Linked DNA regions of Homo sapiens: region 1 is linked to region 2. Evidence: chromatin contacts called from ENCODE Hi-C or POLR2A ChIA-PET data. All regions are on one chromosome and are shown on one strand. Each heading gives the region's core, a stretch centred on a gene start or an enhancer-like site at or near the end of the contact. The rest is flanking DNA. Distances are from core to core; before and after follow the strand shown. Region 1 overlaps CAMK1D (calcium/calmodulin dependent protein kinase ID). Region 2 overlaps DHTKD1 (dehydrogenase E1 and transketolase domain containing 1).

Region 1 (5,209 bases), core at 2,283-4,782, 280 kb before region 2:
GAGGGGATAAAGTAGGTAAATAAGGAATGGAGAAGGTAAAAAATGGACAAAAACCGGGTGCAGTGGCTCACGCCTGTAATACCAGCACTTTGGGAGGTTGAGGCAGGCAGATCATTTGAGGTCAGGAGTTCAAAACCAGCCTGGCCAACATGGCGAAACTCCGTCTCTACTAAAAGTACAAGTATTAGCCAGGCATGGTGGTGCACGCCTGTAGTCCCAACTACTACTCGGGAGGCTGAGGCAGGAGAATTGCTTGAATCCGGGAGGTGGAGGTTGCAGTGAGCTGAGATCGCGCCACTGCACTCCAGCCTGGGCGACAGAAAGAGACTCCGACTCAGAACAAAAAAAAAAAAAAAAAAGAAAGAAAGAAAGAAATGAACGAAAACCATAAAAGAGGAAAAAGACGCCTATATCACCTGACAAGGAGGCATACAGGGAAATGCCAACACGTGGGCACATCACAGACCACGTACTGTTTGCAGCATCCAAGAGGAGAAAGCGGGCCTTGCACGTTGCTAATCCTGGAGTCAGCAAATTTTCCCACACCTCCGCTGGCCACACCCACCTGAACCTGAACCACCCCCACCACCACCCACACAACGTGCACTGGAAAGAAACAATTCTCAAGGAAAAGACTGGAGATGCACCCACCTTTGGTTCCAATATTTTCATGACTGTGCCTTGCAGAATCATAGTTGTGGTGTCTCAAACACAACATTGAAAATGAAAGAGTCAGGCCAGGTGCGGTGGCTCACGCCTGTAATCCCAGCACTTTGGGAGGCCGAGGCGGGTGGATCACGAGGTCAGGAGATCGAGACCACCCTGGCTAACATGGTGAAAATGGCAAAACCCCATCTCTACTAAAAAAATCCAAAAAAATTAGCCGGGCGAGGTAGCGGGCGCCTGTAGTCCCAACTACTCGGGAGGTTGAGGCAGGAGTATGGCGTGAGCCCGGGAGGCGGAGCTTGCAGTGAGCCGAGATCATGCCACTGCACTCCAGGCTGGGCAACAGACCGAGACTCCATCTCAAAAAAAAAAGAAAATGAAAGAGGCCAGGCGCGGTGGCTTATGCCTGTAATCCCAGCACTCTGGGAGGCCAAGGTGGGTGGATCACGTGAGGTGAGGAGTTTGAGACCAGCCTGGCCAACATGGTAAAACACCGTCTCTACTAAAAATATAAAAATTAGCTGGGCGTGGTGGGACACACCTGTAATCCCAGCTACTCAGGAGGCTGAGGCAGTAGGATCACTTGAACACAGGAGGTGGAGGCTGCAGTGAGCCAAGATTGCACCACTGCACTCCAGCCTGGGTGACAGAGTGAGAGTCTCTCTCAAAAAAAAAAAAAGAAAAAAAAAAAAGAGTCAGCCAATCACACCCTTGAGGAGGAATTTGTTTTCATTTTTCCCAGGATATGTGTTTCCCGGGGGGGAAGTACCTAGAGCTTGAATCATTGTAAAATGCTCAAGCAAATCACCTATTTGGATGATGCTGGTCAACTTGGACCACAGCTGGAAATGGGAAAGTAAATCTCCTCCTAGATTTCATATTCAATCAACCAGCTCAACCAGCTCTTTCTCCATCCTTGGATGAAGACTGTATTGCAGGAGCTGGTTACTCCCTGCCCTCAGGGTCTCAGAGAGGCTTCCAGAAGAAGGGGCTACCATGAAGTAATGGAGGAGGGAGCTGGAGAGAAGGGACCTAGAGTCAGAGAAGACAACACTGTGGCTCAGCAGAGCAGACAGGGATGGGGGAGAAGGCAACCATGGGGGCGTTCCCAGAGACGCTTCAGTGAGAAGGAAACTTCTAGCTTGAGGTAGGGGATGGTGAGGAAAGAAATGTGAAAAGGAAGGCTGGTATGATTTCCTGGAGTTCCCTTCCCCTGGCAGTGGGAGCTTCTGGGTTTTAAGCTGGGGCTGGGTGACAGGATCCCATGGGCAACTGAGTCCAGTCCTCACGGCGGCTCTGCCCGCCCTGCCAGGCCTCCTGCCCTGGGTTCCTCAAGCCTGGACTGAAAGAAGTCATGGAGAGGTCTGGCCATGAACGCAGGGCATGAGAGAGGCTGGAGGGTGGCTGTGCAGGAAGATGGAGATGAGAGGGGCATTTTACAGTATAAGGAGGGTGATAGGCAGCAGGGACAGAGGAAGAGGAGAAGGCAAAATGGAAATTGGCATGGGGGTGGGGTCTGAAGGAGCAGGACTCTTGGAAGTGCAGCAGAGGGAGCCTTCCCTAGAAAGAAAGCAAGTCTGCGGTATCAAGATGTGAAGCAGTGACGTCACCCTAGGTGGCCTCGATCTCCTCTATAAAAGGTCAGAGAAAATGGGGAACAAGTTGTACTGTAAGGGAAAGAGCTAGAATAGCCCACATAAGGACAACTGGAGGCACAGACTTATTACGCAGCAATGGAGGATGCCCAGGGAGATTTGGACGCATGACTTTACAGAGTTCAATACCTTGATTTTTTTTTTTTTTTTTTTTTTTTTTTTTTGAGACAGGGTCTCATTTTGTCACCCAGGCTGGAGTGTAGTGGCGTGATCTTGGCTCACTGCAACCTCCGCCTCCCCGGCTCAACCAATTCTTGTGCCTCAGCCTCCCAAGCAGCTGAGACTACAGACTTGCACCACCATGCCCTGATAATTTTTGTGGAGGGTTTGTTTTTTGTTTTTTGTAGAGACAGGGTCTTCCTATGTTGCCCAGGCTGGTCTCGAACTCCTGAGCTCAAATGATCCACTTCAGCCTCCCAAAGTGCTGGGATTACAGGCATGAGCCACCACATCTGGCCAACAGCTTAATTAAAAAAACAATAACAATAAAAAGCTTTTGCCAGATATTAACTAGTATTTTCTTCTTGTTTTATGGGTTTTTACACTGAACTTTCTAATACCTGGAATTTGTTTTGGTGTTTGGCGCGACATGACGGTCCTGAACCAGGGAGGGAGCTGTTTCCCCAGGGGTATCTGGAAACAAGTCAGAAACAAACTTCCACGGGGTAGGAGTCAGGGAAGCTGAATGTCCGGAGTGCACAGCACAAACCTGAGCAAGGAAAGATCATCTTGGCTGTGGTGCCAATGGAACTGCCACTGAGAAACACAATGAGCTGTTTTCTTCCCAACAAGCCAACCGCTAATCCCAGCACCATTTGATTGATGCACCCATTCAATCCTACACGCGACAAGAAATGCTGAGTGTCTCCTCAAAGCCCAGTCCTCTTCCAAGCAGCACTGGTACAAACAAATCAGATGCTCGCATTTGCCCTTTCTCCCGTCGATTTCAAAACCTTCACATAAAAACGCCATTTAAGTGCTCTGAAATTCATAAACAACTTTAAAGGGCTGGCAAATTATTGCTAAGCAGAAGTCTCGTTGGTCCTGATAAGAAGTACTTGTAATAAATGTTTAACAACGCATGCCAATATTAAAGCTAAGTGTTTGTTCTTGTAAAGCAGATTAAACAATATGACCATGTCATGCTGATATCACGGGTTTGCTCAACAAACTCCTGTCTCATAGATACTGGCTCCAGCCAACTTCGGTCTAACCCTGTTGACTGTCACTTGGCATTCCAAATGTATGAGGGTCTTGATTAATGACGTTTCACTGGTTTCACTTATATAACAAGACAATTTCAGGTGTTAATTGTCCTATCTGTTTATACGTGCTAGACTGTGGCTAATTTTTAAAGACGGGCGCTTAGTAATGTGGGCATTGAGTCAATACACAGAAAGTCTAAGCAAACAGCGGAGTTTTCTCGTTAGTTCACTGCCTGTCTCTGGACTGAACATGGTGCATATTACAGCTGTATCACTGTGTCACCCATAAAGAACATGACTCCGAGGCTCGCTGATGAGTGCAACTGTTTCCTGGGCATTATGTCTGCACTAGAGATGAAATATTACTTTACAAAGTCCCCACATCTCTGACCATGGGCATGGAACTTAAACGCTTTAGGTCTGCAAAATGAGCTGGCTGGGCTGAAGCCAGCTGTGGAAACCCCCAGAAGGAGGTATGGGGAGTGCCTATTTTTAGAATTTCCAAAGACACAACAGAAACTACACATTTACCCACAATACGATGGCTCAGGCTAAACCACATTTGGTTGAATGATGTCAATTCAACATGCAGTGACCAGTCTTACCCCCAGAACAGAAGCCTCTTTGGCAGCTGGGTCTCTCCTTTATCAACAAAAATTTAAAGGAAATTACTTAATGCTCAAAAATACAGTTTTCCAGCCAGGCGCGGTGGCTCATGTCTATAATCCCAGCACTTTGGGAGGCTGAGGCAGGCGGATGGAGGTCAGGAGTTCAAGACCAGCCCGACCAACATGGAGAAACCCCATTTCTACTAAAAATACAAAAATTAGCCAGGTGTGGTGGCGCATGCTTGCAGTCCCAGCTTCTCGTGAGACTGAGGCACGAGAATCACCCACGAGGCAGAGGTTGCAGGGAGCTGAGATCATGCCACTGCACTCCGGTCTGGGTGACAGAGTGAGACTCCATCTCAAAAAAAAAAAAAATTTTTAAAAACACAGTTTTCTTGGTCATTACGGATTAAAATCTAAGGTCCCTTACGTTCTAAAACTCTATCATTCTAACTTTCAAAGGAAGTTATTCATACCAAGAATAACTCAATCTCAGCATCACCCTGTACAATACATAATGAACAGTAACAAACAGCTTTCTCTCCTAGCTTTCCTACACTTGTTTAAATCTTTGCAACTAATTAAGGTGTACCTATTTATAAGGCATACCATATTTCCAAAAAGAATTAGACACAACTGTATATTCTCTGAAGATACTAAGAAAAGGTCTGGATTTGCCCAGTTAGGAGTTTCTTCCTCAATTTCTTGCTTTTAGAAAAGCTCAAATAAGGCCGGGCGCAGGGGCTCACGCCTGTAATCCCAGCACTCTGGGAGGCCAAGGTGGGCGGATCACCTGAAGTCAGGAGTTCGAGACCAGCCCAACCAATATGGAGAAACCCTACCTCTACTAAAAATACAAAATTAGCTGGGCGCGGTGGCGGACACCTGTAATCCCAACTACTGGGAAGGCTGAGACAGGAGAATCACTTGAACCTGGGAGGCGGAGGTTGCGGTGAGGTGAGATCACACCATTGCACTCCAGCTGGGGCAACAAGAGCGAAACTCAGTCTCAAAAAAAAAAAGAAAAAGAAAAGCTCAAAAAACTACATGCCCATTTTTGTCTCTTTTATCTTTT
Region 2 (4,999 bases), core at 696-3,195:
CTTATTTATATCTATTATTTATATCTATCTATGCCATTTTAATGTTCAATGAGGACTAAACCTTAAATTGGGTATTCAAGAAGTAGAAATAGTAGCAACCATGGAAAAATGTTAGTTTTGTCTGAAATGACAAATTATTCTTAGTAAAATAAAAAATTTTTTAGTGAGAATAATAACTATTTTGCTTAGCTTTTCTGTGTCTTGCATACACATGCTATTTGGGAAAAATACTATGAAGCTTAGACATCTTTAGACTGACTATATTACCTTTGAAATTTTATTATTTTTTAATAATTCCTTGGTTGACAATAAAAATACTATCCCTTTTACACTTTTTTTTTTTTTTTTTGAGATGGAGTCTTGCTCTGTTGCCCATGCTGGAGTAGTTCAAGTGATTTCCTGCCTCAGCCTCTCAAGTAGCTGGGACTACAAGCATGCGCAACAACGCCTGGCTGATCTTTGTATTTTTTAGTAGAAACAGGCTTTCACCAGGTTGGCCACACTGGTCTCAAACTCCTGACCTCAGGTGATCTGCCCACCTTAGCCTCCCAAAGTGCCGGGATTACAAGCATGAGCCACCACGCCTGGCCTACTAAATTTTTAAGGGAAAAAAAGTAATGAGTATTTGATTTGGAATTCCTCAAATGGTCCCTCCCTGCAAGGGAATGTAAAATGCTGATCCATGTTGCAGTAGTGATTGAGAGTAGAAAGGTTAAGCCAACAGAAGACACATTTCATGACTCGAGTTAGAGAAGACATAAAAAGAAACCATGAACAGACTGTGAGGTGTAAAATTAGAAATTTGGAGAGATCCACCAGTCACAGTGGCTCACGCCTGTAAACCCAGCACTTTGGGAGGCCAAGGTGGGCGGATCATGAGGTCAGGAGATCAAGGCCATCCTAGCTAACATGGTGAAACGCCATCTCTGCTAAAAATACAAAAAACTGGCTGTGGCACGTACCTGTAGTCCCAGCTACTCGGGAGGCTGAGGCAGGAAAATCTTTTGAACCCAGGAGGTGGAGGTTGCAGTGAGCTGAGATCGCACCACTCCAGCCTGGGCGACAAAGTGAGACTCTGTCTCAAAAGAAATTCGGAGAGATTTAAAGTAACCTTTTATTTTTTGAGACAGAGTCCCGCTCTGTCACCCAGGCTGGAGTACAGTGGTGCAATCTCGGCTCACTGCAACCTCCGCCTCCCGAGATCAAGTGATTCTCCTGCCTCAGCCTCCCAAGTAGCTGGGATTACAGGCATGCACCACCATGCCCTGCTAATTTTTATATTTTTAGTAAGAGACGGGGTTTAGCCATGTTGGCCAGGCTAGTCTCGAATGCCTGACCTCAGGTGATGCACCCATCTTGACCTCCCACAGTGCTGTGATTACAGGCGTGAGCTACCACGCCCAGCCTAAACTAACCTTTTACAAAGATCTAATCTTCCATCTCATTTTTGTGCTTAGACTTTTGAAATCTTTTAATTCAAGAAGTCCAGGAGTCCTGAGGAAAAAAAATGACAATGTGCTTTTATTTTTTTTCTTGTTAAAAAAAAACAACATTGGTAAATCGTTTTCATTAAATAGACCTTTGTGATTTTACTGATTTACATGAGTGGCACTAAATTACATGATTTATAAGGCTTGACACAGGAAGGATACACTGAGGTATATGGTAAGAAAAGGGATATGAATACTAGAGAAATGTTAAATTGATAACTAAGGCACACTTTCGGATGTGAATCATAAATCTACCACTGTGGCTAGAACAGCCTATATGTACATGGATTCTGAAAGACATGATCAGTTGCTGGTAAAAGTAGAGAGGGCCTGGGCTTCTGCCAGTCCCCTGGTACTTCCCACACCACTTCAGAGAAAAAGCATCATGACACAAGCACAGTAGATGGTAGAGGCCCCCAGCACTGAGTCAGGTGAAGCTACATGGTTCGCTGTTTAGTTACGTTTCCAGTACTTGGTTTAATTTCACAGTGAGGGAGTCGGTTGGTGATCTCTAAGAAATCCCCAAGCACCTGGTGTTGGGAAAGTCCCTCAAATAAAGAAGTGTTCTTTTCTTTTTTTTTCCTCTCTCTCTCTTTCTATTTATTTATTTTTTGAGATGGAGTCTTGCTCTGTCACCCAGACTGGAGTGCAGTGGCAGGATCTCAGCTCACTGCAACCTCCACCTCCTGGGTTCAAGCGATTCTCCTGCCTCAGCCTCCCGAATAGCTGGGATTACAGACACCCACCACCACGCCCAGCTAATTTTTGTATTTTTAGTAGAGACGGGGTTTCACTATGTTTTGTCAGGCTGGTCTCGAACTCCCAACCTCAGGTGATCCACCCATCTCAGCCTCCCAAAGTGCTGAGATTACAGGCGCAAGCCGCAGCGCCCAGCCAAGAAATGTTCTTTAAACATCACAAATAAACATACTGCATCAGGGACTTGTAGGGACAAGACTGATTAACCAGGGGCTGAAATCCCCATATCAGAAACCCCAGACAGTTAAAAATAGTAAGATATCACTGTAAGAACAATTTAAAGAAAAACAAGTTTACGGCAAAACAGACTACAAATCAATTTCATTATAACTAAAACTCCTTAATTTAAAAATACAGTACTAGAAGATCATCCACCCAGAGATTTGTATTTAGTAGGACCTAGATTTGCTAGTGTTGGGGAGACACTTCATACAGTGACTGGAAAGCAGCACCAGAGATTACATAAAATGAAAATATTAGTACTGCCACAGGACTTTCAAAAAGGAGGGGGAAAATTAATGAAAGTGACATGCATCAAACAAATCAAGAGGCAGTGTTGAGGTCATCTCCACGGAGCTGTAAACTCAGAAGTGTTTCCTGGTCATATATGGTCAATTAGGGTCAAGTCTGAAATCATCTAGATAATGACCTAGTTTTCCAGCTCACTCAGAGCTAAAATCCATAACACTATCATACTTTCCTTTTAATTTATGAGATGGAGTCTTGCTCTGTCGCCCAGGTTGGAGTACAGTGGCGCCATTTCGGCTCACTGCAACCTCTGCCTTCCAGGTTCAAGCAATTCTCCTGCCTCAGCCTCCGGAGTAGCTGAGACTACAAGCGCATGCCACCACACCCAACTAATTTTCATATTTTTAGTAGAAACGGCGTTTCACCACGTTGACCAGGCTGGTCTTGAACTCCTGACCTCAGGTGATCCAGCCGCCTAAGCCTCCCAAAGTGCTGGGATTACAGGCGTGAGCCACTGCACCCAGCCATCACACTTTCTTTTTTTGTTATTGTTTTTCTTTTGTTGTTTTCCTATTTCTACCATCACACCTTCAAGGATAAATTTGCTGGTTGCATTCACATATTCATAACCAGTTCCCCTGGTTATTCCACCTATTGCAGATTAAATCACGTATATCAATCCCAACATCTTAGAGGAATACAGTCTTTTCATGTTACCCAACAGAGGGGTTGAGAGAGTGGAGGAAGGAGGCCTCTTTTAATGGGTTTTTTTTTTTTTTTTTTTGAAACGCAGTCTTGCTCTGTCACCCAGGCTGGACAGCAATGGTGTGATCCTGGCTCACTGCAACCTCCGCCTCCCAGATTCAAGCGATTCTCTTGCCTCAGCCTCCCAGGAAGCTGGGATCACAGGTGCCCACCACCACACCCGGCTATTTTTTGTATTTTTAGTAGAGGCGGGGTTTCACCGTGTTGGCCAGGCTGGTCTCGAACTCCTGACCTCAGGTGATCCACCAGCCTTGGCCTCCCAAAGTGCTGGGATTACAGGCATGTGCCACCCCACCCGGCCTTAATGGCCATTTTCTTAAAGAGAAATAGTGTTTCTTCAAAAGTCATCATCAAGCGAAGGTCTTGGCGAGGATATCTTCATGCTGGTGCAAGTGAACTGTGCCAATTCCTACAGCGGGTACTGGCAAAGGGGGCCGGCCCACCAGACGGAGCTATAAGTGCAGCAGAGAAGAAATAAAATGACATTTTGACTAGATCAGAGCTCTGCTTAGTTCCAACAAGACAGTGCATGTATTTCTCTTAGCTTGTTTAACCATAAATCACCTCTTTCAAATAATGAGTTACGCAGAAGAGATTAGAGGGACAGGGCTCCGTGCCTCAATGCCTGTAATCCCAGCGCTTTGGGAGGCCGAGGTGGGCGGATCACGAGGTCAGGAGATTGAGACTATCCTGGCTAACATGGTGAAACCCCGTCTCTACTAAAAATACAAAAAAAATTTAGCTGGGTGTGGTGGCGGGCGCCTGTAGTCCCAGCTACTTGGGAGGCTGAGGCAGGAGAATGGCGTGAACCCGGGGGGCGGAGCTTGCAGTGAGCTGAGATTGCGCCACTGCACTCCAGCCTGGGCAACAGAGTGAGACTCTGTCTCAAAAAAAAAAAAGAAAGAAAGAAAGAAAAGAAAAACAACATGCACACAAAACACAAAACACTACCAGAGAAAACGTGTGATTACCTTGCAGGCCAGCTGCTTTTCAAACCTTGGAGAAACAAACGACCACGGACCCATGTTCTGAGGTTCCTCCTGACTCCAAATATGATCTATGAGAGAAGAAATTCTTTCAGCACCTCAAGTAGACACATGCAGACGGTCCCCAATTTACTATGATCCCACCTACGATGGAGTTTTCAACTTTACGATGGTGTGAAAGGGATTCACATTCACTAGAAACTGTACTTCAAGTACCCATACAACAGTTCTGTTTTTCACTGTTGGTACAGTATTCGATAAATTATCTGAGATATTCAACACTTCATTATGAAATGTAATAGATTTTGTGTTAAATGATTGTGCCCAACGATAAGCTAATGTGAGTGTTCTGAGCATGTTTAAGGCAGGCTAGGCTAAGCTGTGTTTTGTAGTTTAGGTGTATTCAATGCATTTTCTTTTTTCTTTTTTAAGTTCTGGGGTACACATGCAGGATGTGCAGGTTTGTTATGCAGGTAAATGTGTGCCACGGAGGTTTGCTCCTCAGATCATCCATCACCTAGGTATTAACCC

The links. A loop is a pair of places that touch in the nucleus more often than their neighbours do. ChIA-PET counts read pairs that join two places held with the same protein, here RNA polymerase II (POLR2A). Pooled maps may share reads with other maps.
Region 1: a loop to region 2 is called in a pooled map, with 5 times the contacts of the local background. The contact joins two enhancer-like sites. A Hi-C loop is called at or near these places in 4 of 50 pooled maps. POLR2A ChIA-PET finds 5 or more read pairs at or near these places in 2 of 52 experiments (activated B cell and common myeloid progenitor, CD34-positive).

What each region holds. Positions count from the first base shown.
Region 1 is chr10:12,403,999-12,409,207 of GRCh38, reverse strand. All of the region lies in intron 1 of CAMK1D (calcium/calmodulin dependent protein kinase ID), which reads right to left. Among named protein-coding and RNA genes, the nearest start is that of CAMK1D, 57 kb to the right of the region's middle. RefSeq lists an enhancer at 3,901-4,010 and a silencer at 4,141-4,190. Within about 2 kb of position 3,532, at least 3 of the 41 ENCODE cell types and tissues checked have a DNase peak (open chromatin) inside an H3K27ac peak, as active enhancers do.
Region 2 is chr10:12,119,722-12,124,720 of GRCh38, reverse strand. DHTKD1 (dehydrogenase E1 and transketolase domain containing 1) reads right to left here. Exons shown (of 17, transcript NM_018706.7): 16 at 4,454-4,539; 17 at 1,500-3,934. The coding sequence ends at 3,833. Among named protein-coding and RNA genes, the nearest start is that of SEC61A2, 7.5 kb to the left of the region's middle. RefSeq lists enhancers at 2,003-2,092, 2,833-2,882, 2,943-3,082. Within about 2 kb of position 1,945, at least 4 of the 41 ENCODE cell types and tissues checked have a DNase peak (open chromatin) inside an H3K27ac peak, as active enhancers do.